Regions from separate parts of the Mus musculus genome. Here regions 1, 2, 3 and 5 are each linked to region 4. A link is a loop called in an ENCODE intact Hi-C map of the cell type or tissue named here. Cell type or tissue: gastrocnemius. All regions are shown on one strand.

The links. A loop is a pair of places that touch in the nucleus more often than their neighbours do. Peaks named below come from ENCODE experiments on the same cell type or tissue, not always from the same donor. Only the 100,000 strongest peaks of a DNase experiment are listed, where the experiment ranks them.
Region 1: a loop joins it to region 4, with 10 times the contacts of the local background. A loop is called at or near these places in 16 of 42 quality-filtered maps.
Region 2: a loop joins it to region 4, with 4 times the contacts of the local background. A loop is called at or near these places in 8 of 42 quality-filtered maps.
Region 3: a loop joins it to region 4, with 4 times the contacts of the local background. A loop is called at or near these places in 12 of 42 quality-filtered maps.
Region 5: a loop joins it to region 4, with 4 times the contacts of the local background. A loop is called at or near these places in 17 of 42 quality-filtered maps.

The regions. Positions count from the first base shown.
Region 1 is chr15:3,353,790-3,358,789 of GRCm38, reverse strand. All of the region lies in intron 3 of Ghr (growth hormone receptor), which reads left to right. All of the region lies in intron 4 of Gm41254 (a long non-coding RNA gene), which reads right to left. Among named protein-coding and RNA genes, the nearest start is that of Ccdc152, 53 kb to the right of the region's middle. In gastrocnemius, a CTCF peak has its summit at 2,348 (motif pointing left); no DNase peak of the experiment used is centred here; H3K4me3 peaks cover 564 bases; H3K27ac peaks cover 335 bases.
Region 2 is chr15:3,588,184-3,593,183 of GRCm38, reverse strand. No RefSeq gene overlaps it. Among named protein-coding and RNA genes, the nearest start is that of Ghr, 7.3 kb to the right of the region's middle. In gastrocnemius, a CTCF peak has its summit at 2,987 (motif pointing left); no DNase peak of the experiment used is centred here.
Region 3 is chr15:3,293,940-3,298,939 of GRCm38, reverse strand. It overlaps Ccdc152 (coiled-coil domain containing 152), which reads left to right. Exons shown (of 9, transcript NM_001166063.3): 3 at 734-839. Gm41254 (a long non-coding RNA gene) reads right to left here and starts at 250. Exons shown (of 5, transcript XR_003951534.1): 1 at 1-250. In gastrocnemius, a CTCF peak has its summit at 2,752 (motif pointing left); no DNase peak of the experiment used is centred here.
Region 4 is chr15:3,906,644-3,911,643 of GRCm38, reverse strand. No RefSeq gene overlaps it. Among named protein-coding and RNA genes, the nearest start is that of Fbxo4, 70 kb to the left of the region's middle. In gastrocnemius, a CTCF peak has its summit at 2,730 (motif pointing right); a DNase peak (open chromatin) is centred at 2,060; H3K4me3 peaks cover 292 bases; H3K27ac peaks cover 377 bases.
Region 5 is chr15:3,200,023-3,205,022 of GRCm38, reverse strand. No RefSeq gene overlaps it. Among named protein-coding and RNA genes, the nearest start is that of Gm52192, 13 kb to the left of the region's middle. In gastrocnemius, a CTCF peak has its summit at 2,572 (motif pointing left); a DNase peak (open chromatin) is centred at 2,573.

The sequences.
Region 1 (5,000 bases), 550 kb after region 4:
TATAGCAAACTGATTTCTCCACACCTGTGCACAACTTTTACTTAAGTCATTCCTTATATAGCACAAAATACTGGAGACAATTTTAAGAGCTGTTTTGATTAATTGGGAAGATGTAATGTTAAGAAAAGTGTTGGCTCACTCTAGAGTATTGCTTTCTTTGGATATCTGCTCCCTTCCTTTCCACATAGCTACATTTTATTTGATTGGCAAGTGACTCCCTTTTAAATGTTCCTGCAACTCTGCTTCCAACAGAGAAGTCTTTAGGGAGGAAGGCATCTGGAGCATTAAAATGGAATAAAAATCTCAACTCTCTATCTTGGACCTTTGCACAAAAGTGTATAGCTGGCAACATCAGGGGAAATATGGAAGCCAAAGAGAATAAAATGGAAGTGTTTAAATAACAAACTGACAGTTTATTTTCTGTAGAGATGCTATTGTTTCTATATGGTGTGTCTCCAAAAATATTCATGTCAGAAACTTGGTCCCAGTGTGGCAGTATTATGAGGTGGTGGGACTTTAAGAGGCTGTGTTTAGAAAATGGTTCTTAGATTATTGGGAACCTTAGCTTTGGAAGAGATTAATATAGTTCTTAGCAAATCACAATTCATTCACAAGAAAGATATTCTTTAAAAACATGTGACACAAACTACTTAGTCCCTCTGACGTCCTATGTCACCATGAGATCTTTCTCACCACACTCCCAACCTTCCATTGCCCCTCACCAGAGATGAACTGAAGCCAAAACGCTTGATCTTGAGTCTCAGAACTGCAAAATAAATAAATAAATGTCTTTTCTTTATAAGTTCCTCAGCATCAGATAGTTCTTAATGGTAATGGAAAGTGGACTAATTCAGAAGACCGAGAGTCTAGGTCTCTTGCTTCATTTTACTTATTTATTTATAAATATGTTAAGCTGTCTCAAGTCATAAAAATCTGGATCCTATAGCCCATTAGTATCATAGTCATATAGCCAGTTTGCATGTTCACATGCTTAAAAATTCCTTACACATACATAGTACTCTATTTTGTTTATCATAGGCTATACACAAAAATAAATTCATAGGATTGGATATACCTCAGTGGTAGAGAGCTTTCTTAGCTTCTACTCAGGCCCTGAATTCAACACATATCACTATAATCTATATGCATATGTATATATACATATTTAAATTTTATATATAGCTGAATCAAATGATATTCTGAAAGGTGTTTAATATTTATTAGAGCAGAATGCTTCTTGAGATATACTTTAAACAAGTTTACTTATTTAGGGAGAGATAATTCTCATTTAGTGGTTTATAAAACAGGAATTTGAAGGCAGAGTCTATATCTTGTTTATCAACATGTTATTTTAAAGGTGTTGCAGTACACATCAAATTAGAAGTCCATCCATAATAAGAATAGAAGTTAATCTCTGTTTGAGTAGTCTTCAGAGCCTTTTCTGATTTGGAGGCTACCGTCCATTGGATTTGCTTGGAGCAACTGAGAGCTTGTTCTAAGGCTATGAAGAGCATGCCATCGGCTGCATTCTGATCAGTAAGACAACATTATCAGCTCATCTTTGATTTGAAATTTCTTTATATGAATCTTTTAAGCCACTTCTTTGTTACAAGACAGTTATAGCTGAGCTACATCTTTTCAGTCCATATACCCTTTAAATCAGCCAAGAAGAGCCTGAAAAACTTCTGCAATGCCAAGAGATGAGGGATTAATTTATGAACAGGCACTCTGAATCATGACCCTTCCACTCTTTGTGTGAAGTTCCTCCCATAGCATGTGACTCATGTACATGGGCTTAGTGACTCTGTATGAATCTGATACGCAGTATTAGAAATCCCTCTTAATTTCTTTCTATCCCTTAATGGATCACCTGACATAACCAACTGCGACACTAGATAATCTTTTGGGTCCCTATGGCTGAACGTGTAGATACTAATTTTACTTAATTTAACAAATATCTCTGTTGCCAGGATTCCCCACCAGCCTGCTAACATCTCTTTTTCAGCCCTTTGATTCTGGAGCATATCCTGCAACATGCTCCCTTAAACCTGCCCATTCCCTCTCCCTGACTGTTACTCTCCATTCTTGAAATATATAGCCTATTGCCACGCCTCCCCAGAAAGCAGCAACCTGAACAGCTCCAAGCTCTCCAAGCTGTAGTTGTCCACCACTAATAGTTTGTAAGGGCAACCTTGGTAAAGAAAGCTTATGAGAAAGCTCTGGCTTTGGCGTACATGTTTGAGAGCATCAAGAAATTAATCCCCTTTCATTAAACCCAAAGACTTAGTTTCATTTTGTTTCCAGTCTGCCTATCTATTGACGGTGTACCTAAATACCTATTTGCTGCCACCTAGTGTATTGAAATGTAGTGACATGTGATTTTTTTTTTTTTTTTGACATGTGAAATTTTAATTCATTGGATGCTGGAACATAACTTACTATTCAGAATGACTCTTCATTTTGATTTCTCATAAGCTTCCACTTTATTGCTGTGACCTAAAAATCATCATAATTTTCTGTCATACAGTCTAGGGGCTCAGGAGCAAGCCAAGCCCTGAAAATGGTACCCTTGGATATTAATTAGGCTTTGCAACTCTTGGGTACATAGTAAGCACAAAACAACAGAAACCATGATTTTTACTTCATAGAGGCAGTAGAACACACTCTCACTCTTTACCAACCACAGGATCATTGGAAGTTCGGTCCCTCTTTAGACAGCATCTTTTTCTGCTTGTGGTAAAATGGGATGGCAAGTCTGGCTAGCTTCAAGCTCTAAGAATCTATGACTCTAAATAAGCCAAAGCCATGTCCCAGAAGACAGCTCTGTGCTTGTATGAATGTCATTTCTATGAGAATATCTGACCTCTGGTTATAGATAGAAGTGAGCAGAGCTCCTGACTTGAATAGGAAGGACCAAATGGCAGGCAGTGATTTTATTCTTGAGAGCTGTCCCTGGACTGTTGTCCACCAATATATAGGCTAATCATATATATATCTCCAGCCTCCTGACCTCTTAAGGAAATTTAGAAGTGAGCTCCTGTAAATAACCTATTTCCCAAGCTAGCTTAGAATGTTGCATCCCCTTTATTTAAACAACACTACATAGTGTTTTCAGTATATGTTACAATGTTTCATTTGGGGTTCTTATGAGTCTTATTTTCTCCATCAGTCAGACGGGTTTTTTTCAGTCTGGGACATCTTCAGTTTCTCATTTCTGTGAAAAAAAAAATCTAGCACATCCTGAAGGCATTGCATATGTTTCTCATAATTATGATGTTTTCCCATTTATCTTACATACATGGAGTAAAAGGTTAAAAATAAGGTGTTTTCAGATTGTGTCCACAGCACTTAGTCTCTAGCCTTGGTCTCTACAGCTATCTAGCAGCTCATAGATGCTTATAACTCTTTGAACTTAATGCCAAGAATGAAAAATCCTACAGCATACCATATGGGGAGAAGAACTTTGAAGTGAGAAAATTGTGGTTTCATGTTCCAGCTTTACCATTTACTGCATCTGTGTTTTGTCAAGAAATTATCTGACCTCTCAGAAGCATCCCGTTAGCTATAAGTGAGGATCACAACACTAACACACAACATTTTATACACAGAAGTGTGTGTATGAAATAACAAAGCACATGCTAGGAGTATGGCATACAGTAGGAACCTAATCTCTTCTAGAATACTTTTACACAATGCTTAAGTAAATGTTCTGCTTATATCCAAAGTCAGGGGATGGGGGAAGACTGAAGAGATGACTCAGTTGACAAAACACTTGCCATGCAAGTGTGAGAACTCAATTCAGACTTCCAGAACCCATGGTGCAACAGCATGTATCTCCAATACTCCAGAGCTCATGGATCATCTCTTTTGGTATAGGCAATTATGAAGAACAAAGAAATGTGTCTCAAACAAGGAAGAAGGTGAGACCCAATAATGAAGCATGTCCTCTGATTTCCATACACATATACCATAAAATGTTCATACCTACAACACACACACACACACACACACACACACACAAATAGCATGCATGTACTTTACACAAAAAATATTTTTTCAATTACTCAAGTTAAAAGTAATCAGAATAGTTTTATAATTCTGTGATACATTTACATTCAGAAGCTATTGTCATCAAATGTGATTCTGTTGCCCAAGATGTAAATTCTAGGAATGTGGAGAGACATGGCCATCATGCAAAGAGTGCTCCTAGCATCTAGTAGGCAGAGGGTAGGAATGATGTTAAATATTTCAAATGCACAATAAGGCACTGGGAACATGGATTACCTAGTCTAAAATACCCAAAGTGCAGAGGTGTAAAAAGTTCTGTTGGATTCTAGATACTTAATATAGAAATTCTGAGTAGACAAATAGAAAAAAATGCTTCCATTTTGGTTAGCTATGAGGAGTTTCACCTTGCCAAGGGTTCATATTTTAATTATGAAATATTTTTAATTTTAATTTTAATTATGAAGACTAAGATCAAGTAAAGTTTTGCTGTTTTTCCTTGAAAGTCAATTCCCAGCTGTATCTAGACCTACTAAAGCACTAGAAATAGTGTGTAGCTCTCCTCAGTCCTGGTAGTAGTTATTTGCCAAAAACTAACCACAAGTCAAGTACTGTGTAACTCACATCTCAGTGACTATAAAGAATAAGGACAATAATTCTGCTAGCAAGTTGTACATTTGAGAATCAACCTCAAATCCCACTAGTTTCCAAGCTCATCTTTCCATGGTTATATTAATGATGTGATCCATGGGCATTTGTAACTCTCTGCCAAAGCTTACCATAGCTCTTCTCTCTGGACTCACACGGAGATGAAGCCTGAGAGTCAACCTTGCTCCCAGGATCTGCTTCCAAGAATTTTACACTAACTTCCGTGACTCAGCAACTTACACAGTTGGACTCTTAGCTGAACTCTTGTAGTGTATTAGAAAGTACAATGGGAGAAGTCCTGGAAGACAGCTGTGAGCTCACATGTTCACTCCATGCCAGTGGAAGTC
Region 2 (5,000 bases), 320 kb after region 4:
CAAAGGTGTCTACCATCACATCCAATTTTTATGACACATTTCAAGAACTAACTAACTTTACCATTATTTTAGTTTTACCTTTTATTTTCTTTATCTCATTTCTTCATCCTTTGGTTTATATTCATATTTCCAGAAGCCACTTCAAGTCCGCTTTAGGAAAAATTGGGATATGGATATATTAAACATCTATGTGAATTTTAAAAAGATAAAGATGTGGATAGATTAAAACCTCTGACACCATGTTTGTTTTAGAAAATGCCAATCAACAGAAATAAAGTGATTGCCATGCAGCAAATATCATGGCTTATCTAGATCTATTATATAAATATGACAAATGACTTAGGGGGAATACCTAATTTCACATTGTATAATGGATGTTTCTAAAATGCTGTGAATCAAATTATTGTAATCTCTTTGGATAAATGCTGAGGGCTGGTGGAACTGAATCATGGGAAAGATCAAATTTTAGTTTTGATGGCCCTCCATCTTAAGTCCTACAATGGCTAGTTAGACTAGTTTATATCCCACTCACAATGTATACAATGAAAGAATGTTTCCAATGAGCACATTCTCTCAGCATCTGCTGTTGTTTTCTTAATGACTGCCAGTCTGATGGGGGTTAGAAAGAGTTACAGTGTAGTTTAATTTATGGTTTTAGTGATGAGGAACTTTTTTCACATGTTTATTGGCCACTTGTACTCCATCTTCTGATGGTACATGTTCTGATGTTCTATGTTATAAATGAACCGAAGTGCTCGATAACAGAGAAGTAGACAAATAAAATGTGATGAATATATACAAAGGATTTTCTTCTAGACATAAAGATGGATTAAGTCACATCATTTGCAGGGAAAGGAATGCAGCTGGAGATATTAAGTTATTAAGCCAATTTCTGCATGGTAGATACTGCATGATTTCTCTTATTTGTAACTTTATAAACTTTATGCAATCACATATGCGAAATGTCATGAAAGGAGATGTGAAAATGTCTAGGAAAAAAATGAGATTTGCAATAATAGGAGAAGAGGCAAGAAAGGGGGGATAAAGAGGTATGGAGAGACATGGTCTCTCTTGCATGACAATATTCTTATATAACCCAATGTCACGCACAATGAATGTTCACTAAAGCTTGTTAATTCTATGAGAATTTTACACAATGTCTTTCGATCATATTAATTTCCCTACTCTTCCCTGCTCACTCCTCCCCGATCTTTTCCCTGACTTTACACCCCACCCCACCCCAACTTCCTGCCTTTTTTCCCTCTTTTTGAATAACCCACCAAGTTCCATTTTGGCTGCCATATTCTTCCAGGTGTGAAACCATCTCCTGAAGAATGACCAGCTACCAGGTAGGGGCCATAATCCTTAAGAAAAATTGACTCTGACTCTCCCCCCAGTCTCCCTTAGCTCTCTCAGTAGCTGCTCCTCCCTGCTGCAAGTTGGATGTTGCTTGATTCATTTTTGTGTGTGTCTCAGGTTAGGCAGTCAGCCCTGCTGTGTCAGTGAGTGCAGTGTCCTGTCCTAAGCACAGGATACTCCTTCACTCTTCTCTCACACCTCAACCCTGGCTCTTACCATCTTTCTGCCTCTTTTTACAAGATGGTTCCTGAACTGGGGACGTTTTATGAATTCTTAATATTCACTGAGTTCTACACTGAGATCCTCAACTTAAAAACTGCATGAAACATTTTGCTACATGCTCAAAGTCCCACTTTAACTTTGTTACTTCTAAAGAAATGCACATGAGTCTAAACAATCCCATACAATAAATATTTTTCTTATGGCCCTGCCAGAGAGGCCCTGAGCTGGTTTTCTTTCTTCCAACCATATCCTTATTCCAGGAACAAGAAATACTTGGGTGAATGTGAAGGACCCATATACAAATGTGCTTCCTTCTTCTAGACCACACTGTGGGTGTCTTGGGCTGGAGTTACAGTTTAAATATCCCAACATCTTAGGATGGAGAGGAGCTTCTTTGGGACATGAGAGTTGAGGTCCAAGAACAAGTAGGGGAGCACTGTGTGTTCATGTAGTCAGAAGCCAGAAGGGGAGCAATGGATTTGAGTGGTGAGCATCACACCAACCACCAGACAACTTGAAGAACATTCTTATGTTCACAACAGCTGAGATGTCTAAATCCAAACCTGTCCTTCTATACCATTATGAAGGTTTATTTCTCAAAGCAAGTTGATGAAACACATTCTCTTCAACAACCCGTTAGCTCAAACATAACAAATATGGAGAGTTATCATTACTAGTCTCCATCTGTCCCTGGCATGTGTAGCCCACAGATGTTAGAGGCGCACCTATATGGGTTGCCTGCACAAGACCTGCGCTACTAAGGGCAGAACAGACGAATCTCTCCTGTGGTTCCTGGTCACTACTGTTAATTGTTTTGGTGCCAAGGAATTAGAGGACAATTTTAGTTCTTGCCACACAGAGAGGCTGGTGGGCTGGTGGCTTAAAATGAGGTGGATACAATACTAGATGCTGATAGCTTGAGAGGCTGAGGGAAGAGTCTCCAGAATAGAGCTGACATAAAAAGGCTGAGTCCCCATCCGGGACCCTACATTTTTCCCTTTATATGATCAGGTCTGGATTTTTACTGTTGTTTGTTTGTTTGTTTTTGCATTTCTTCATAACTTTCTATTCATTAAAGGAGTATAATTTCATACTTGTCACAAATTTTCTGGTAAAATAAATAGTAAGTATAGTTTAGATAAATGTGTTTAACGTATTGTAGTGCTAGAAAAATAAATGATAACTTTTACTAAGCACATTTAATTTCTACGCCTGACTCACTTCCTGTCTTTTGAAATGGAAATCAGTTTTACCTAGTTCTTAAAGTCTGTGATAAAGACATCACAATTTGAGAGGCAGCTCAGCAATTAAGAACACTGATCTTTCAGAGAACCTAAGTTCCATGTCCAGCACTGACATGATGTCTCAAAACCTGTATCTCCAATCCTAGTAGATCCAGCACCCTCTTCAGGCCTCTGAATTCACTACGTGTTTGTGGTGCACAGACATACATACCAGCAAAGCACCCACACATGTAGTAAAATAAAATAAAGATATCTTTTAAAAGATATCACAGTTTTATAGAGTAAGATGTCTTCACATTTCATCTGATTCAGAAAGTGCACAGGGCCACTGCCCTTGAGAAAGTGGTATTGCATGGCTAATCCTCTGTCTCCTCCAGACAGTCATTGTCCTATCTAAGGACTTTTGTCAGCCAGAACTAACAGCTTGCTTGACTTTCCAGCCTTCCCTAGCAGACCCTAGGTAGCCAGGCTTGATCCTTCACTGCTCAAACAGTTCAGCATTCTTCCTCTTGGGAAGGCAGCTAAATTGCCTTGAAACAAGTCCGGCTAGCAAGTTCAGAACGTTTTTAGGCATTGGAAATAGCTCTTTATATCTTCTTTCTGTGGCAAGAAGCTGTTACAAGAAACTTTCTCATTCCCGGTCCAATCTCTTTCTTGTTGACAGTCTCTCGTGCTCTTATTTCCTCATTTATTTTGAAAGTAAAGAGGGTGCATGAAAAGAAGCAGCAGGGGATTGAAATGGGGAGAGAAAGAAAGAGTAGAAACCTCTGTATTCCAGAAACACCTGTGGAATGCAGACTGTGTGACTGGTGCCATGATTAGACCATGGGTTCTACTGTGTCTTCCAGACTCTAGGACTTCTGTTCTTCCCATAATTCTCTGGCACTTAGATAAAAGCTCATTGTCCTCCTCTATCTTGAAGAGATACATGCAGGACTGAATGTGATAGTAGAAATAGCAGTTTCAGAAGGAGTTAGGTAACCTGAGAACACAGAGTAGGTGAGGGGAGCAGCCTACTGACTTGAATAAGGAGTGGAATGGCCTGAATGTGTTTCCAAGTGTTTGCTTGGAGAAGAGGCAACAGGAAATGTGTCATAAGGAAAAAATACATTTAAATTTCTAATATTTTCCCCATAGGCTTTTAGAGACAAAACCACATATAAATAATAAAATGGCAGATGCTGACTAAAGTACTTTTAATAAATAACACAGTCACAAAATTGAACAAGCTTCCCAATGAAGGAGTTAGTGAGTTACTCATTGGTGTTATTACCCAGACAGAAGCTAGATGATTGTCTATGAGTTATTTTTTTAAAATAGGCATTTTCATTTGAACAGATAGAGATGGTAACATTTCTCCTCATTAAAAAAAAAATCTCCATGCTTAAATGCTAGAATGACTTCAAGAGGAATATTCATTCATGAGCTTCTTTTGAAATCTATCTTTTCATCTTCCCAAGAGGCTGCCAGATGTAGTTTGCTGTCTTCCAGGTTTGGGGCATACCTGTAGGTGTCTCCAGGTCTAGCAGTGAGAGTCAAGGTCATCCGCATGCCTTATGCCTGTTAGATAGTATGAGCTCTGGATGTGAGTGACATTTTTTTTTAATTCTGCATTAAATGGTGATTTGAAGTCTAAAGTGGCCTTGACACCTTCTCAATGTTCTGAAGAACTAGGAAAGAGGTAGTGCTCCACTTTCAGGGTCTGTTTGATATTAGATGCCAATGTCTTTATAGTAAGGCCTTCGACTGATTGGTGAAATCCATACACATTCCATATTTTTAGGTTCTAATCTGCTTTACTTAAGTTTATTATTCTAAAGACTAATCATATCTTTAAAATCTCTTCACAGAAACATCTTGAAAGACATTTTACCAAATAGCAGGGTACAGTTTCCAAGCCAATTGTCTTAGTTACGCTTTCTATTACTGTAAAGAGACACCATAACCATGGCAACTCTTATAAGGGAAAACATCTGACTGGGACTGGCTTACAGGTTCAGAGGTTTTTAGTCCATTATTGTCATGGTGGGAAGCTTGGGGGCATGCAGGGAGACATGGTGCTGGAGAAGGGGCTGAGAGCTCTACATCTTGATCTGCAGCAGCAGCAGGAGACTATGCCACACTGGCCACACTTGAGCTAAACCTCCTCCAACAAGGCCACGCCTACTAATAGTG
Region 3 (5,000 bases), 610 kb after region 4:
CCAGGGCTCAGGAGACCGTCCTGCATCAGCCTCCACAGGAGCTGACAGTAGCCATTCACTCTTATGCTTGATAGATGCCTGGGATTGACATGGGACTAAAAGTTGAATAGTTGAAAGAAATTTGCTCAGGTTAGCTCATATTTTTTTCTTGTTTATAATGGGCTGAATTAATATTTTACCATGTCATTCCCCATGAGTGAATGTGTACATGTCGTGTTCGAGTGTGTGTGTGTGTGTGTGTGTGTGTGTGTGTGTGTTTCTGGAACTGAAATCTAAGGAGGATTCATGAATGTTACCATAGCAATTTATCTCTGGCCTGCATTCCCAAACCATCTGTATTACTTTTAAAATAGAAAGTAAATCAGAAAGTCATACCCATCTCATGAGGGTGCTCGCTGCACTGGTCGACATTCTCCTGCATGTGTAACCTACCATAAGTGCACATAGAACTTTCCAGACTGCTGTCTTGCTGAACTCTTTTTAGTGTATCTCCAAAATACATGAAAACCTGGAATGAAGGAAGTTGAGTCTTCTACTAGATGCTGCCCATGTAAGAAATGACAAATTGAAGGCTCAATACAGTACGGTTTATTTGAAATTATATCCCAAATTTAATTATTAGACTTTCAGATGTTAAATGGTTTGTGTTCTCATTTCTCTTCATATTCTTAACAGAAGAATCAAAATGGTGTCATTGATTTTTGTGATAGCATATGCCCAATTTCTTCTACAGAAAATGATAGAAACTGCTGGAAAGAACAACCTTCTGGATATTCAGCTGGAAAAGACTAACAGCTTATTAAAAATAATGCAAACAAAAGAAACCTCGATGAAAGAAGGTCAGTTCTTTGCTGCCTAAAGAAATAATAATCAAGGAAGGTGCTCACTGCAGTATCTGACATTATACCCCATGTTTGTAACCTACCTTACGTGCATATAGAATGTTCCAGAGTGTTGTCTCATAGCACTCTATAGTATAGCTCCAACATAGGTTTAAAAAAAAAAATCAGATTGAAGGAAGTTACGTCTTCTATCAGGTTCTACCCATGTAAGAAATGGCGACTTGAAGTCCTAGTACAGATCTATAAAACCACGTGGGGCAAAACTAGAGCTCCTCCCTCATAAACTGATGAGTCATCAGTTTTAAGAGTTATAACTGAAGCTGTGAAGTGGCTCGGTCGCTCGGTGGGTAAAGGCACCTGCAGCCAAGTCTGATGACCTGAATTTGATCCACAGAATCCACATACAGATCCACAGTAAAACAGTATCAATTACCCAAAACTATCCTCTGACTTACACATGTCATGCATATGCATACACGTGTATACACACACCCAAAGAAAGCAGTAAAATGCGGAAACATTTAAAAAAAACTATATGCATATACTTTCTTTTTTATTTGGTACTTCTTTTTTGATTATAATATCATTTCCCCTCCCCGTTCCTTCCTCCAAGCCCTCCCCTATATCCCTGCTTGCTTGCTTTCAAATACTTAGCCTCTTTTATTCTTTAATTGTTGTCATAAGAAAATATGTATATATGTTTTCAGAGCTGACCGTGAAGAGCATATACAATCTTCGCTGTGTCTCTGAAAGGCCCTAGTAGGATGATCCAGTCCCTAGATCTTATCTTCTAATACCTTTCTCTGATAAAAAGAACCGGGTTAACGTAGGATTAGGCCAGGTATGGTGTGACATTACAGGATTCCCGCACTCAGGAGACTGAAGGAGGAGGATTGTGACTTTAATACAACTATAGATACAGAGAGAGAGACTTTCTCATCTCAAAAATATTTTTTAGAAGGGAAAGAAATGAAAAAACAAACCCATAATAATAGAACTGTCAAAAATAACTGAAAGAGCTCTCGATGACCAAAGCTGTAGTGATTTCATCAACAAAATAGCCTTAATTTGCTTTCATAAGTAAATAATAAAGTAAGAAACAGCTCTCCAGTGTGGCAGAATCCAACTGGCTTATGTAGATAATTTGTCCTCAGACAGGTGGAGCAGGACTCCAGGCACACTCATAAAGTAATTCCTGTTCTGTAGGGAAGCTCACAGCATAACAAGGTGGAACATGTAAATTACATGGTGTCAAACTGGGTAAATTCTACCTCAGCCACAGGATCAATGACATCAAAATTAATACTGTACTACCACCATGCACCTTCGATGTGATGTGATGTGATGTGATGTGATATGATGTGATTTCATACCATATGATACGATGAAAACTATGCTTTACATTTGTAAACTTCTCATTTCTACAGCCCCAATTCTAATCATGAGGTAAGTGTCCCACAGATTCCCATTGTGGGACACTTCTTAGACCTAACTTCTTGTTAGATTCTGTCTCTTAAAGTTTCTACAATCTCCCAGTGGCTCCATGAGCTAAGAACCAAACTTTTAGTCCATGAACCTTTGGGAGACATTTCAGGTCCAAGACTGGAAGTGATGCTTTAATTGCATTTAATTATTTCAAACTACTCTATGAAATAATTACTAATAAACAAACTGATAATTAATACTAGATCCTAAATTTACACTAAAATCAATATTGGTGTACTAAATTATTAAAAATAGCTTAATAATTGAGAAATTTTTAATAGGACAGAATAACAAATTCTGGACAAAAGGATAATGTAGATTTAAGTTTGCAAAGATAATGAAAAGCTTTTGCTTAAATCACTGAATGATACTGTATTTCATGAATTCCTTAGCTACCTAATTTCTAGTGGGGAAAAATGTGGTGAGCCTGCCATCTTGTGTTCAAAATTTTAAAATACTTTTTAAAAACTAGTATGCAAAGAGCTTCAAGGTGAATTTCATTTGCTAATTACTGAGGAAACTTCACCTACCTTATTTCACTAATTGCTAGATTCCTTCAAATAAGTGATGTTCATTACGAGAAAGAGAAGTACTGACAGAACACATCTCTCCTATAACATCATCTAACACAGAAACATGTGAAGCAGGTTATCGGCTAATGCCTACCAAGCAAATGTAATTTAACCAGCATTCTGATAGTGGGAAGTAAAAGCAACAAGAGAAGAGAAGGTGACGGAGAGCTGCGTGAGTGGTTGAGGGAACAGACAGGAGAGCAGGGAAGGGTAAGAGACCATAACAGTAGTCCCTTGTGCTAGTCGTGAGACTTTGGACTTTTGCAAAATAATCATGGTTGAAGAAAATATTTTGCATTGTTTTGAAGACACTGGCACCAAGATAGCTGATGTCTTGGAACACAGTTTTGGGTTTTTAACCCTTTCACAGCTCTCCTCTTGCCCAGGATTTAGTTACAAATCTAGGAGAACATAACTGCTCAGCAGTAACAAAAGCCTCACCTTATATTTCCTCACTAGCTGTGGCCCTCCACCTTTGTGGCCCTCTACCTTTGAACAACCTTACTGTGACTTGTCTCTCTCTTCTTAGTGTGTGCATTCCTGGAAGCATTGCATGCAAACACTTTTTGTGATTCCCAGACATGTCCACATGTGAGTCGCTTCCAGGAAAAACATTGCTAAGGCACATGGGAAAATCTCTACTGTACGGTGCCTTAGAAAAGTAATTACGAAATGTTGGGGTTCATTTCACATAAAGGTTGATTATAAAGTACTTATTGTTTGTGCTGGCTAGTTTTATATCAAGTTGACACAAACCAGAGTCTTTAGGGAGGAGTAAACTTGCTGGGAGGGGGTGGTGCATTACTTTAATCCCAGCATTCTATGGCAGAGGCAGGCAGACCTCTGAGTTTGAGTCCAGCCTGCATTACAGAGAAAGTTCTAGGGCTGAAAAGCTACACAAAGAAACCCGTTACCACCAAGGATCATGCAGATGTCCATGGTATATGTGGGCTGTGCTGCAGCAGGGCCATGTCGATGTGAGTAACCTGTGCAGTCACCTCAGGTCATGTTGATATTCATGGTCCTGCATCAGGGGACTGTGTTGATATCTGTAGTCTGTTGTCACCTGAAGCCATGTTGGTGTCCTTGATTCATGTTGTCCTGGAGGCCGTATTGATGTGCTTGGCCTGTGATGCCACTTAGGGCTCTGATGGTGTCTGTAGTCTAAGCTGGGACAGAGGCCCATGTTGATGCCTGTGGTCTATAATACTATCACTAAAGACCATGCTGAGGTTGGTGGCACATGCTGATACTGGAGACCATGTAAATGTCTGTGGTTGGTGCTCCTGGCTGGCTTTAAGGTTAAAGGAAGCTACTTTGGCAGTTGCATCGATGACTGCAAACTCACAGTTAAGAAAGAGGGACATAGAAGGTGTCAGTATGAACCCCTACTTCCACTACCAACACCCCTGGAAGAAGAGGTAGACAAGAAGGGAAAGTATCAAAGAACACTCTTAAAAGTTGTAATAAGGATGCTGTAGTGTATGTGTTACAATTGAGGGCTTCTGGTGGTGGTGCAGGTGGGAAAGGACTGTTTTCTTTAAGGGACTGGCCACTGAGAGTTTGACCATACTGGAGTTGTGTTCCTTCTCTTTCTCCTCCTCCTCTTCCTCTTCTGGTGTTGGAAAGTCATAAAGTTGGGGAGTGGACTTGGGAGGACTAGGAAATGAATATGATGGAGTGAGTGATGTGAAATTCTAACATAATCAATAAAAATATTAGAGAGAGAGAGAAAGAGAGAGAGAGAGAGAGAGAGACTCCTTTGAGAAAATGGTTCTAGAAGATCAAGCTGTAGGCAAGCTTCTAGGGTGTTTTCTTAATTGGTGATCTGTGGGGGAGGGCCCAGCTCATTATGGGTGGTGCCATGCCTGGGCTGTTGGACACCTGGGTTCCATAAGAAAGCAGGCTGAGCAAGCCAATAAGCTGCACTTCTCCATGGCATCTGCATCAACTCTTGCCTCCAGGTTTCATTGTAACAATAGTAGCCCTAATGCTATATATTGTAATTCATCTTGAGATGTCTGGTTGCTTTAGTAAGATCACATAATTTTAAGTTGAATATTATTTTCTTTCAGCTCTTTCTATCAAGATTTTCAAACAA
Region 4 (5,000 bases):
TCTGAATCCTATGAACTGTATCATTGATCAGTATGGCATGAGATCCCAAAACCTCCAATAGTGGCCCTTATATATTGGAGGTAACCAACCGCTGTCTAATTGAACTTAAAGCCTGATCAACAGGAGGGAAACCTAGGCAATGGCCTGGGGCCAATTAGATCATGGATCTTGAAGAAGAACCCTCTGCTTCCACGTTACTAAATCAGAGTAACTTCTAATTGAATTCTAAATATTTATCTTCCTACCACAGGTGAGTGTAGTTCTTACCGCTCATTAAAGAAGCTTCTCTTTGCATCAGCCAGAGACCATTATGGAAACAAGAACTGGTCAAGATATAGAAGACAATAGATTGTGTAGTGCCCACTGCATACATTTACAGCACAACTCCTGCATCTAAAGCTCAGGGACATAAGAAGATGAGGGCGGAGATGATAAGAGCCAGAGGACCAGAATGTCTGCTGTGATATAGTTTCTTCTCTATGGACTCTACACCTGTAAAATCTCAGCAATATGGTTGCCTGAACAAGACATGAGAAAGGACTACACAAGCTGACATGCTAGCATGGATGGACAAAATGTCAAAAGGATCCACACCAAGGTAACTAATGGCTGCTGAGAGAGGTAGAACTAATACTCCCCATAGATGAGAGACTTAATTGGTTATCCAATTCCAGTGGTACAAACAACTCTAAATAGATTCAGCCTATTTGTGTGGTATGGTGGTGGTGGTGGTGTGTGTATCAATAACGCTACAGGTTGTATGTATGTATTTATGTATATAGATGTAACAATGACAAAGAAGCCACAAAGGTGAAAAGAAATGCAGCTATGGAAGGGGTGGGAGAGAGTTATGGGAAGGGTAGGAGTAATGAAGTTATACTTTTAATTAAAAAGTAAAAAAGATAATGGTATAGGAAAAACAAAAATCTAGATTTGTATCTCAGAAATTCTTTGTTTTGTTTTGTTTTTTTGTTTGTATGTTTTTCCAGACAGGGTTTCTCTGTAAAGCCCTGGCTGTCCTGGAATTCACTTTTGTAGACCACGCTGGCCTCAAACTCAGAAATCCACCTGTTTTTTCCTCCCAAGTTCTGGGATTAAAGGCGTGCGCCACCACCTCCCACCAGAAATTCTTGACAAGTAACCATACTAGTTGTGCATTAATATATGCACTGTGATAAAATAAACTGTACACAACATCCCCCAAAGTGGAGAGGAAGCTTTAAACAAGCTAACAATTACTGTTTGCTGAGTAGCAGAAAGCAGTATTAATCTCTATCTTTAAAAGTTCCTGTTAGACAAAAGATGTCCACTATAAAACAGGGACATGTGCTCAACTATGTTCACAGCAGCCAGAAACTGGAAACAATCTAGAGGCCCCTCAACTGAAGGATAAAGAAAATGTAGTATTCACAATGGAATACTACTCAGCTATTAAAAAGAAAGACATCATGAATTTTGGTGGCAAATGGATAGAACTTGAGATTGTCATCCTGAGTGAGATAACCAGATGGACACATCTGGTACGTACTTATAAGTGCACATTAGCCATAAAGTGCAGGATAACCATGCTACAATTCACAGACCCCAAAATAGTTAAGAAGAAGGTTCTAAGGGAGGATCCTCGACTTTAAATCCGAATAAGAGGAAGCTAAATAGTCATTGGAGGTGGATGGAAAGACGATAGGGATTTAGTTTCATTTCTCTGTATGTGGATATAAAATTTGTTTTAGAGACTTTAGTTCTTCTAATGTGTGTTTTTTGTCATCTTTATCAGTAAGTTAGATGGCTGAAGCTGTGTGTTTTTGGCCCTTTATTCAAGTCCATTGGTCTACATGTCTGTTTGTGCCATGTTGTCTTTGTCACTATGGGTTTATTGTGTAATTTGAGAGCAGGTATTACAGTTCCTCCAGTCTGGCCTTTTCTGCCCTGTGCTATCCAACTCCAGGGCTATTTTTAGTTTAGGAGCTTGGCTCCCACCCACTGAGCATGGCTTTCCATGTAAGCCTTGCTGTCTGAGATGGGCTCTCTGTTCTCGGAAAGTCTCGGCTTATTATGAGTGGGCCCTCCTGCTCTCCGTGGTGCCTCCAGGGTTCTGTCTCACCCTGGGGTGTAGCTGGTGGAAACCAGGCTCCCAGGTGGTTTGCTGTTCAGTTCCTCAGGGTAGCTTGGTTTTTGACTTTTCGCTGATCACTTTTCACTCTGGTGCCCAGCCCCAGGCCCCTGATCATATGTAGGGAGACAGAGGTTCCTTTCCACACCTTATCCATCATCTTACTAAAGTTTGCAGTGGTAAGGGATGTGGTCCTATCTTTTAGGAGATCACCAACTGATTCTCCATTTCAGTGGAGTTTGCTTTCTCTAGTTAGACCATGACCTAACCTAGACTTATTTAGGTTTATTATGAAAACCAATTGAGGTGAAAAGATATTAAACATTTTAGAACCATTTGCAGATGTTTATACCCTTATTTTCCTTCCCTTGGGTCCTGAGTCTTTAACCATTAGAAAAGATTTTTTTTTAAATTCTCTATTTTTAATTAAATAAACCTTTTATTACATGCTTGCCATGATGTAGAGGATAGTACTGCCAATCTTTAAATGGCATTGTTTGAATATATTTTGAGCTTTATTTCATTTCTGGTAAGCTTCCCCCCCCCCCCCCTCCGTGCTTTATCTTAGGACAAGATACTTTCCCTCGTGTATCCTTTTTTCTCTCCAGTAGGGGGCATCTGAAGCTTTTTAAGCTGCATTTTGCAGCTCATTTTTATTTCAAAGAAGCTACAATTGAGTTCTGTGTAGATTTTTTTAAAAATAATTATTTCTTTTTTTTGAGATTATAATATAATTATGACATCCTCACTTTCTTTTTATCACCCCAAATCCTCTTGTATACTCTTTCAAATTTATGGCCTGATTTTTCATTCATATATATGTATATGTATCCACTTATACATATAATGTATTTAGGGAACACAAATATATATATATATATATATGTGTGTATATATATATATATATATATATATATATATATATGTATATATATATAATGTATATAATTAAAATATATGTATATATGTGTGTGGATAACCATTTTGATATGCTCTTCCCTGGGAAAGACTATTCCTCTCACTCTCAGCATCACTTACTTACTTGTAGTTCTTTGTGTAGGTCGAGGCCCTTTGGACTACCCTCTGTCCATGTTAGCATGTCTATTATTATTGCCCTTGTTCAGCTCATGTTGAAGCAGTCATATTGGTGAAACTTCAGGAGTGTAGCTTCTGACATTTCTAGGAGACAGAATTACCAAGTCCCCCCAGTTTCTCTGGCTCTTACAAAATTTACACTCTGTATTCCACAATGATCTCGAGTCTTAGGTGTGGGATTACTTTGTAGATGTATCTATTGGGACTTGGTTCCACAACTCTGCATTGTAATTGGTTGTGGGTTTCCATAATTTGTCTGTTGCAAAGAAAGGTTTCTCTGATAAGAGGTGAGGGACACACTCATCTGTGTCCATAAAGGTGGATATTTAGAATGTAGTTAGGAATTATCCTGGTTTAGTCAAGTGGCTAGGTTCTCTTTCAAGATCTATGACTTTAATGTTCCTGGGTCGTTGGATACGTTTCCAGTCCCAGGTACAGTTTCTCTCCTGTTGAGCAGGTCTCATGTCTAATTATAGAGCAGCTGGTTGCCATGAAGATATTCTTGTGGTCATTGTTGCTGTTCAGAGCATCATAGCTGGGTAGGGCTTTGGGTTGCTTCCCTTCTTTGGAAACTTTTATTGCAAGTTCTAGTGCCATAAAGGATAGTCCTCAGGGAGAAAGTTGTCAGGTTATATCATGCTCAGGGACTACTAGGCCCCGTGTCTTAAGTGCACGTCTTCTGAAATACCCTTCCACCTCTGATGACAACCAAAGACAATAGCAAGAGCCTGCATGTTTTGGAAATCTTTTGGGAGTCTTTTTTTTGTTTGTTTGTTTTGTTTTGTTTTGTTTTGTTTTGTTTTGGACAACCCTAATCAACTACTCAAAAGAGGAAAAAAGGTCTTCTCATGCCTGCTGCTGCTGCTGTTGTTTAAATAGTCTATGGCTCTTGGAGGAAGCATTGTTTGCCCATATGGGAAAATTTCATTTAACTTGTATTATAGGTACTTTTGAGTAGATTTGTAATTGTGTGATTCCTTATGATGTTTTCAGACATCCTTATTGCTATTTTACCCCCTTTCCTTCCATAGTTATCCCTACTTCCTAATTAGAGGCTCACACGTGAGGTACTTTTGACATTCTTCTTATATCACCCAAGCAAGCTTTTCCGATTACTCTTTCAAAAAGATATCACTAAGGCTCCATTGTTTATCAGTAAATCCCTCAATTCTAACTTCCTAGGTGGGGCCTGCCTCTGTGTTCTTGTCTGCCCATAAATGTCATGGCGTAACTGCTCCCAGTGCTTGGGACATTTGTGCTTCTGCTCCAAGTCTTTTACAATCAGTTTCATAAAATCAGAGACCAGCTGTTACCTTTGTGTCATTTTTACCACTCATGAATCCTGGCTTCTCCTCTGAATATCAGCAAACAATTTCTAAAACTCAGAAGCTCTGCATGGAAACCCTGACTCATATCTTGTTTCCTTCTGTGCTAAGGAAATAAAATTATAATGTGTTTTATATCATACTAAGAATCCCCCATCATTTTTTTTAAAATGTTGTTGTGAACAGCAAACTACATAAGCAGATACTCTGCTACATATAAAATATTCGAACCAGATAGATACATTATGTCAAAATATATGTGAAATATGCCAAGACTTAGAGGCTTTATAATAGGGAGTATAAAAGAATATATGACAATAAATCAATTATCCTGTCAAAGGTAAAACATTATATCAAAACGGTTTTCTATGGGAATGCTTAACAAATAATCTTCAAATAAAAATTGAGAAAGAATAAAGACTTGCTGTCCCTTGGCACTGGTTGTGGTAGGTAATAGTGGGCACAAACTG
Region 5 (5,000 bases), 710 kb after region 4:
CAGGGCTGCTCGTGGGACAAGGAAGGAAAAGCATGGAGTGTTAGAGGTAGCTCTGTGTTTAGAGGGACTGCTTGTTCTGCTAGAGGATACAGGTTCAATTCCCAGATCTCACAGGTGAGCCACAACAATCTGTAACTCCAGTTTCAGGAGATGTGATGCCTTCTGTTTCTCTGTAGATGCCAGGCACACATAGGGTGCACAAACATGCACACAGGCAAAACACTCATCCACGCATGGTAGAATAAATCTTGTTCAAATTAGTTATAAAATTTCAGAGAAATGGGAAAGCTGGAGGGAGATACTGCCCAATATGATTTTCAAAATAGAATTTGAATATGTTATTAGTTATTGCAAGAACTCTTCTATGCAGAATGAAGTTAAATCGTCCAGTCCAACATTTCTGTTCTACATGGCAGAAAAATCGAGGAACTGAAAACTAGGTATTTTTAGGGGATTTGGAGAGGGGATGAGATGAAGTAATACTCCGTGGAAAACGGAATGTGTGGGAAGCTGCAAACGCCATTACAAGATGGCGCTGGCTACCACTGGCACCACCCATGATTATGGGTAAACAAACAATGTGCGCATGTGCATAAGAGTTTTTTGCCGAGTCACTGCCTGGCCCTACGCATATTAATGAGGTACTGTTAGCATAACTACCAGTCACTCCTAGGCCTATATAAGCAGCGCCATTTCTGGGGCTCAGGGTCTTTCGCCTAAGTAATCAAGCTCTCCCAATAAACGTGTGCAGAAGGATTCTTTTGTGGTGTCGTTCTTGCTGGCGAGTCGGGCGCTCACAGGAATGGTTCTGGGGTGAGCTATCAATCATGAGTCATTCCCCACTTCACACTCACAGGTGCATGCAGGAAGCTGACCAATTTTGGATGCAGACAAGAAGATCAAGTTGTCTGTAACAGGTCAAGGACCACAGTAGGGGAAACAAAAGGCCTAGAATAACAAAGAAAAAATTCGTTATGTTCATAAATACAGCTTTCTTTAAAAAATGAAGTAGAGATGGGGGTGTGATAAGTATTCTTTTAAAGATTTATTTATTTTTATCCATGTGCATTGGTGTTTTGCCTGCATGTCTGTCGGTCTGTGTGAGAATGTCAGATGCCCTGGAGTTGGAGTTGTGAGCTCTCATGCGGGTGATTGATGGGAAGTTGAACCCAGGACCTCTAGAAGAGCAGCCAATGCTCTTCACCCCCAGCCCCAAGATATTTTAATGTAAGTTAAACACAGGGATTTATAAGAAGAGGGGGGTGCTCACTGAGAAAGGTCAGACACACTACCTAGAATGAATCACATTCTTAAGTGTGGAGGTGAGTACCTCAAGTGTAGGTCAGTCATCCTTTTCCCTGCAGGTGACATTTGATAAGTTGTAAGACCATCCCAAGACTAGGGAAGTAGACAGATAGCTTTTAAGACCTGGAGTGACTTACTGTGTTCAGGAAACAAGACCCCAAAGCAGGAAAGACTAGCCTCAAGCACATAACCCATCTCCCAGTCACTACATTGATGGCAGTTCCCTAAAACTGGAGGCTCTGGACCCTGCGTGGAAAGCTTTAGAGTAAAGACTCGAATCGTTCTGAGTCTTGAGGCTGCAGTGCCTTTCTATAAAAAAGAGAGCAGGCTGTGCCTGCAGAGAAAGTGTCAAATCAAGGAACAATTACGGCCCAGCTCCGATGTTCCTGACCTGGAACGGTGCCTGAGAGAGGCAAAGGGACCCACTCCCGTAGTAGGTCACACACTTGGCTTCAGACCTGGGGTTTTTGGACAGCTTTCCTTTCTGGCTGCCCTGTGGAAGGTCACATCTTTAGCTTTGCACCGGATGCTTTTACGCACTGATCCTTTCCAGCTGCCTACAAACAGCTCATATATAACTTGTCTTTGTAACTTCAATAATGAGTACATGGAATGACTTACAATAATCCTTTGAAGCATGCGGCAGTGAGACGGCTCAGCAGGTAAAAGTGCTTGTCACCCAACAGTGTAAGGCTGGTGACTTGAGTTTTGTCCTTAGAACTCAGAAGCTCCAGGTAGAAGAAGAGATCAGCGGGCACCTGACTTCCACACGTGCCTGCTCACACATATATATCATACACACAAAAATAGCAATTACAAATAAACAAAAAAGAGTTCAAAACATATTGACAAACAAGAACTGATTTATATAACCTTATTTTATGATTTATATTTTGTAAAAATATATAATTTTATATTTTATGTATTATATAATATATAAATAGATAACATGTAAATTTATATATTGTATAACAACATATTAAATATAAATAATACCTGTAAAATTAGAAGATATAAATTTATAAATTCTAAACTTTATAAAACATTGTTTGTGACTGCCGTCCCACCTCAAAAACTAAATATCTAATAAGTATATACTTTTATCAATAAAATTTAACAACTTAGTATGCTTTAAAATATACTGAAAATCTTTTCTAAAGCCTTCTTATGCAAATTATTTTGTAGTTGACACACCATTTCCTATTACATACTTAGCAAGCCTTACAAAGACTTGCTTACAAGGGCTCTGATCTGGCTAGATTGTGCCACCTGGTGGTAGCATTGGAGAACTGTTCAAATGTCTTCAGACCAACTTGCCTTGGTATCCAGGTCATGATTAGCAAACTTAAGGATAGATAAGCATCTCCTCAAAGGCAAGGATGAGGGAATGTTTGTTTCCAAATAAAAAAGGGTGGAGGAGGAGTCAGGCCTATCCTGTGACTTGGGATCTGGGTATATTAGGAGTGTACAGTGAGAAAGTAGAAATTTGTTCATGCAAAACACAGCATTCATTCCCGTGAAAGGGAATAAGAGAGAGTTAATTACGGAGCCTAATATGAGTGTTCTGGCCTCAGTGGGAGAGGATATGCCTAACCCTGCAGAATCTTGATGTAGCAAGGTTGGGGGATACCCAGGTACCCAGTCATACCCCACCCTCTCTGGGGAGAAAGGGAGAGGGCATCAGATACCCCTGGAAGTGGATTTATAAGTGTTCAGAAGTGCCTTGCAGATGGTGGGAATTGAATATGGGTCCTCTGTAAGAGCAGACAGTGTTCTTAATCACTTTCCAGCAGTGACCTGAATTGTAGTAATAGGACTCGATGGGCCTTGAACTAGTCAGAAGAGGACACTATCCACAGAGGTGGAAAGATGTCCTGCATATTTCCTGAAGCCCAGGTTGCCCCCAGAAACTGTTGGAAATGAAGGCTTGTATCAGGAAGGCACCTGGAAAGGAGTGAAACCTCAGCCTTGTGAATATCTTACAGCATGACTTCCTTCAATCCATTCCTGGAAGGAGCCAGAGAAACACCAGTGTAGGTCTCATGCAAGGTCTGTTGAGAAAATTTCCTCTTAGCTTGATGCAGAATTGTCATGATTCTGGTTGAAGTTGTTCATGATGATTAAAGCCTTCTCTTTATTCACCCACTGAAGAATTGGCCTCTTTTTTCCCATTTTTTTATTGGTTATTTTATTTACATTTCAAATGTTATCCCCCTTCCCAGTTTCCCCTTCAGAAATCCCCCCTCCTCCCCCCCCTTGTCTCTTTGAGGGTGCACCCTTACCTGTCCATCCACTCCTGCCTCACCACCCTAACATTCCCCTACCTTTGGGCATCAAGCCTTGACAGGACCAAGGGTCTCCCCTCCCAGTGATGCCCAATAAGGCCATCCTCTGCTACATATGCAGTTGGAGCCATGGGTCCCCCCCCTCCCATGTGTACTCTTTGGTTGGTGGTTTAGTCTCTGGGAACCTTAAGGGGTCTGGTTGGTTGATATTATTGCTCTTTCTATGGGGTTGCAAACCCCTTCAGTTTGAGGAGTTGGCTTTTAAAAGGTCAAGATTGTATGTATGTAAGTTTGGAGCAAGAAGCTCTAGGCCAGTGGTTCTCAACCTTCCTAATGCTGCAGCCTTTACAGTTCCTCATGTGGTGATCTCCCAACCATAAAGTTATTTTTGTTGCTAACTCATAACTCTAATTTTTGCTACTGTTATAAATCATAGAATATCTGATATGGGGCCCCTGTGAAAGGGTTATTCAGATGCCAGGTTGAGAACCAATGCTCTGGGCTGAAATCCCTCTAGGCGGCCTTTGAGGATTTGTAGATGCTAACAGGATTGGTAGAAAAAGCAGAATAACCCACTTGCTGGGATGTCTGTAAAACTGACTGTGGCCTTTCAAAAGAGGACAGAGTTAAAGCATCAATAAATATCCTTTAAATGATCTGTAGGTTACACTTAGGACAAGGGCAATTATCCTATTCTCACAGCAACTGACCTCATCTCACTCCACACCACCTCATCCAATCAAAATTACACACGCTCCAGGCATGAGCTCAGGTTGGTCACAGATAGGTTGAAAGATCTGGATCACGAGGAATAGTCTAGCTTGGCAGGCAGCTTACGCATGCAGTTTCACTGCGCATGTCCGGGCAAGTCAGTAAACATGTGCGGTTCACGGGGCCTGACAATGAAACAGGGCGCCATCTTGGCCCATGCGGCCGCACCCGCTTCCCGCATCTCCTCAAGATGGATTTCGATTTAAATAATTTAGAACTAGAAAAGCTACTCCTTACTGAAAAGTAGCAGAGAGCTGCTCATACTGTAAGCTGCTTAGAGAGTAATCCTTCCTTATCAACTTCCTTGGACTTAGAAACTAGGTTGGATTTAGAGACTAGGTTGATGGGCAGTGGTAGTGCATGCCTTCAATCCCAGCACATGAGAGGCAGAAGCTGGAGAATCTCTGAGTTCTGATCTACAAATCAAGTTCCAGGACAGCCAGGGTTATACAGAGAAACCTATCTTGAAAAACCAAGCAAGAAAAAAGTCTACATTGATTCCCCAGTAGGTAAATCTGTGATTGCATTTCTGGAGACAAGTAGAGGATGAAGACTCTGACTAAAGAACAGGTTAATCCCAGATGAGTTCATAGTATTATAGCATTTTTGAGAGGTGATACATTGCCACGCACTCTGGTC